Linked DNA regions of Homo sapiens: region 2 is linked to region 1. Evidence: chromatin contacts called from ENCODE Hi-C data. All regions are on one chromosome and are shown on one strand. Each heading gives the region's core, a stretch centred on a gene start or an enhancer-like site at or near the end of the contact. The rest is flanking DNA. Distances are from core to core; before and after follow the strand shown. Region 1 overlaps MARCHF1 (membrane associated ring-CH-type finger 1). Region 2 holds the start of APELA (apelin receptor early endogenous ligand).

Evidence for each region. Hi-C counts contacts between places; a loop is a spot of excess contacts on that map. Pooled maps may share reads with other maps.
Region 2: a loop to region 1 is called in a map with no recorded cell type, with 14 times the contacts of the local background. The contact joins the promoter of APELA here to the enhancer-like site in region 1. A Hi-C loop is called at or near these places in 6 of 37 single-sample maps with no recorded cell type and 4 of 50 pooled maps.

The regions. Positions count from the first base shown.
Region 1 is chr4:163,590,520-163,593,219 of GRCh38, reverse strand. The region is part of intron 7 of MARCHF1 (membrane associated ring-CH-type finger 1); the gene reads left to right. Among named protein-coding and RNA genes, the nearest start is that of TMA16, 97 kb to the right of the region's middle. Within about 2 kb of position 1,384, at least 4 of the 41 ENCODE cell types and tissues checked have a DNase peak (open chromatin) inside an H3K27ac peak, as active enhancers do.
Region 2 is chr4:164,875,898-164,878,597 of GRCh38, reverse strand. APELA (apelin receptor early endogenous ligand) reads right to left here and starts at 1,420. Exons shown (of 3, transcript NM_001297550.2): 1 at 1,191-1,420. The coding sequence starts at 1,266.

The DNA.
Region 1 (2,700 bases), core at 135-2,634:
TGCAAATGTAGAGAAAATCATAACCTTCGGATATTCGTTCAATATATATTATCTATTTACTTATCCACAAGTCATCAAAATTGTAAGGTAGGATCTGGAAAGATAAATGGCACTGGGGAACTCATTTCCTTTATGCAGAAATACATGGTCCTCTGAGCTAACCAATGAGTATAGAGAGGGCAGTAAAGCGATGGTTAACAGGGAAGGGATTATCCTAAAAGATGCAATCCAGCTTTTGATTTCTCCTGATTTGGAGGATTTGGACAGTCTGAGCTGATCTTAAGATTGCTAGATATACTGACTGGGACTCCTAGGGGCTACACACATCAATAGAGGGAATGGGGGAATCTTAATGTGTTTCAAGAGCCCATGGAGACCTCTCAGATAGTCTTCAAAGAGGCTCCGGCCCACTATGAGACTGAACCACTAGGCTAGATGATAATAGAATCTCAGTGGGAATCCTCAGTCCCAAGCAGAATTTAAAGTCCTAGTATCAATGGCATCGAACCATCTCCAGAGGGGATGAGACACCCAAGAGAAGCAATTCCAATAGAATCTTCCCAATCCATTGCAGAATTCAATGTCTGTGAATTCAAATAAGACTTGGCCTCCTCTGCTTTCATTATTGACCAAGCAAGGTGATCATTATCTTCTTCTCCACTGTTTTCCATCAGTGTGATGTCTGGTGGTGAAAAAAAAAAAAATGTGGCTGATTACTTGCGACTCTTGGATCAGCTCCAGGAATAGAGTTAGGAAAGCCAGGGACATTGCCATGTCATTGTCTTTGTTGTTGATCATTCCCTACAGCTCTGTGCAGATGGTCTGAGGTTTTGACCAAGTCAGTGGTGACAAATTAGGGCATGAAATTAAACTCAGGAAGTCATGCTATGTAGCAGCTTTTTTGAGTTGAAAATATTCCTTTGAGAAAACAAAACACTTTTAAAAAATCACATATGTATGAAGAACTGTCACTCGTCTGCACATGTAAAAAAGAGTACATATTCAGAATGACAAAACTTATGATTACAAAAATGGTATTATCTGTTGGTAAAATATTTTTATTCTTATGTCATGATTGTATTTTGAACTTGAGTTTTCAAGGTATTTTAAATCTCAGGCTGAATGATGGCTTAGGATATTTATCTTCGTTTCTGTTAAGGAAACCTTAGAAATCTGGCTTATAATGCCTTTTTGTTTACAGTCCAAAATTGCTTGCTGTCTCCATGTCAATAAGAGTAGCTGCAAACAGCTGTTAGTCTGAATGATATTAACTACTGTCCATCTTGTTCTCTATTTATGAAGTATGTTACTTCTCCTTTCCACTGCAGATCAGTTTGCTTGACTTCCTCTGCTGCTCAGATAGGGTATAAAATTGTTACACCTCAATTCAGTTCCTCAAATGCAAATTAAAGAGTTCATGGTATATAAAAGGATCACAATTTCTCACTTTCACTGTAAGTGAATTTTCCCGAAACATAAACAAAACACTGGTCATTGGTAACAACTTCTGAGAATTGCCATATGATCTGACTAAGCTGGCTTTTTTTGGTCTGTGCTCTGTAAATGTTTAAATAGAAGCTTAATGAAAGCCAGTCCATTATGGTCTAGTGCTTTGCCATCTTTAGCCTGACTTCTTAACATTCTCATAACTTAAATTACTCTGAATATCAATACAAATCCACAAAAAGATCCTGCCCCCATAAAATTATTAAACATGAATTTATTCAGCTCATAATTCCAGAACTTGTGTAAATGAAACAGTTAACAAACAGCAGAGACTGTATCTGTGTGGTATAGGCTTTAAGAGCAATGACAGCTCAAAAAATAGGAGAGAGCATTGTAGGGAAGGAAAAACTAGGGGCTGTTTAATTAGGGATGTGAGTCTGAAATTTAGATGAGTCTTAATTTAGATGAGGCATTATTAAAAGAGGGAAGGTGTCAAAGGTATGAAGAACATACTTGAGGAAATTCTCAAAGACAGACTTTAATATAGAGAATGCAATACACTCAGGAAATAATCATCTGACCATTAATTTTAATAAATACTACTTTTAGTAGACTGTTATGCAGTAAAATGGGACAATAGTGGTCATAGACTGTTAATAAGGATTAAATTAAGTGATCAATTAAGTGACAATAATTAATTAATAATCATATGAAATAATTGATTATTAATAATTATTGTCACTTAATTGATCACTTACTTTAATTCTTCCTAATAGTCTATCACCACTATTCTCCCATTTTACTGATGATGAACTTGAAACACAGAGATTAAGTAATTTAACACGTATAGATGGGCGGAACTACAAATATAATGCTGATTGTATTTTCAATAGCCACACCAGTGTTTCCCAACATTTTTTACAACACGCAGAACATGATAACATTTGTGAGTCAACCAGGGTGAATGGACAACACACCCAAGACCTCAAAACTGCCCTCTAAGCTAACAGGAATCAAGATCTTGGCACAGCAATAACTTATTTGTGGCAAAACCCACAGCTTATTAGCTGTTAAACTCTGTACGATGCCACTGTGGTTGTATGTCAGAGATTCGTGGAAAATATGCCTGAATAGGTAAGGTAAACTCAAATTGTACAAGCTCATATGAAAAGAAGGTGAAGCAATTTGGGTTTATATGATTGGTGATAGAGTTCTTGAAGAGTGGCAGTATATTAAGAGGATCTAAATAACTGC
Region 2 (2,700 bases), core at 171-2,670, 1.3 Mb before region 1:
AATTAATCACAAATATTTTGTAAGAACATTGTCAAAGCTACTGTGTATTTCTGAAAAGTATAAATGGTTTGAATAGTGACTGCTGTAAACAATGAGAAGGGATCAAGCTGCTTTCTCAGAGTTGCTGAATTGGAACTTTTTTCTTACTTATGTAAAAGCACAGACCAGGGGACATCATTCGAAATAAACTCACAGTGATCAAACTTCTAATTCACTAAAAAGCAAAGTCTGAATTTTTAACAAGTGATGCATCGTTTTCTGTTCTAACTGAAGAAGTATATTATCAAGTGAATAATTTAACATATTTGGATGTAAATATTACCACCTTTTTATTTAAAGTTGGGTTTGTGGTTCAGAAAACTTTAACTTTCTAATTTCTTTCTTTCTTTCTTTCTTTCTTTTTTCTGTTTCTTTCTTTCTTTCTTTCTCTCTTCTTTTCTCTCTTTTCTTTCTTTTTTTTTTCAAACTTACTGGTTCTTTGAAATCTTAGCTGTTTGGTTTTGAAGTAAAAGTACATTAGAATACTTTTGTGTACTAAATTTCTGTTGGTTAAGTACAATATACTTGATATCATCTTTGAAAACATGTCAAGTAAATTAATATTATGTATCTTTATCATACATATTTTTGATGCTTTTTAGCTGTATAAGCATAATAATAAAAACTGCACTTATTTGTTTTAAGTGACATGCCTAGTTACATAATTAGAAATGACAGCTATTGACCTGTTTTAAGATTTAATCTGCATTTTGTTGCATTATGCTTTTTGTATGTTAATTCAGCCCCTACTCTGGGCAGCAACATACTTTTTAAATAAACTGCTTTGGAGTTTGCATTTTACCTAAAAATCTATACATTTATTTACCTTTATAATGAATAGACGAACACTTCTGTTTCATTTTACTTGTAAAGACAACATAATCTGCAATAGCTTAGAGATCTATTTTCTTGGCATTTAGGAAAAATAGTGGTAAAATACTTATCATTTCAAAGTCCAGATGTTTTTAAAATATTGAAATAATAGACCCAACAGGATAGATAGCATACTTTCAAAATCCTACACATTTATCCCCAATACTACTAACTGCAAGCACACCTAAGTGGTTTTCAGATAAACACAATCATGCTCAGAGACCCAGGGATGCAAACAGGCAAAACAAGTTACTTGTACAAATGTATCAAAGGCCTACCTGGTCTCTGTCCGCTGATAAGGAGAAGACTCATAATAAAAATAAAAAATGCAAAAAGGAATTGCTGAAATCTCATTTTCCTACCGCACAAAAGTAGAGCAATGACTCTCAATGTAAACCAAACGATCTGTAAATAGTCTGTGCAATATCTGTGTGGCTGTCTTCACATTCTAGTGACAAACCTCAGAGAACTGCCAGCTGTGTTTTGCAGGAAGGTTAATGATCACATTAGACAAAGTTGCCGGTGCTCTGTGCTGTGGTCAGAGCCTCCCTCAGCCTCAAACCCCTCCTCCACTCCTCTTCTCCTTTCTCCTCGGCCACTCCCCTTTATTTCCATAAGCAAATATTGGTGAAATAAACCATTCAAGCATGCTATAACTTTAGTGGAAGTGTACTCCAAAAGCTCCAAGAAGAGAATGACTTAAATTCAATCTGGATATGAAGAAATACGTAAAACAAGACGTGACACTGCCTCCTCCCCTTACCATTTGCATCTGTTTAAACTTTGCCCATATTGGTCCCACATGCAGAAACCAGTGGAAATGACAGGAAGTCTCTCTTTTGTCTTTTTCAGAAGGAATTCTGAAGCTCTAACATAAGAGTCCCAAATGCTTTGTGGCAGAACATGTGCTGAAATGCTTTATCTTTACCAAACTTACTGCAAAGTAGTGCCTGTTTACACGAACTCTCCAAATTGCCTAATTCACTGGGTTTGTAACAGTAAAGATTTTTGGAATTTAGAATGTTTTGAAATAAATCTGCAAAACATATACATTTATATTAATATTTTGTAAAGTGCAGTTTTAAAAGTAACAGATTATTTTCATCTGCAAATGTCCAGGATTTTAAAAAAGGAAGTTCAGGCAAGCCACAAACTCATGAAATCTGTGTTCGGTTAAAAATTTATATGTGGTGGAATACCAGGCTAACATACCACAGTCACAGAAATTGGAGATGGAGAAAACAAGTCTTAGTTCATCTCCCAGTGAATTCAGAAAACACAAAAACAGTCTAGCCTTGTCTTTTACACACATGCACCAAGATCTCTTTTTGTTTCAAGTGCTCCCTTATATATCAGATACAGCTGTTATAAATGGAAATGACTATACTTATTATGTAAGTATAATAAATTCCATTTATAACATCCATATCGAACATATTTTAGGTAAAATGCAAAATGCCAAAAGAATAGTATAGGTATGCCTTGAAACACAAGTACAGCCAAAGTACTAGCTCTAAAGCATGTGTAATTTGTTTTGAACCATTAGGAATTTTGTTGTATTTGGCTTCTTTAGACTCAGGTAGTTGGTACATAACCTTGGGGCTTCCTGAGGTTTGAATTTAATGCACAATTTGTCTTGATTTTATAAGTCAATCTGTAAATTTCCCTGCCTGTCTAGTTAGGCATGAAGTTTATAATAGGCGATGGCATACAAAAATTCTTAAATTCACTTTATTGAAGTCTTGAGAATATATTGACCTGTTTGGGGACTGCAAGCATAGTGTTAAA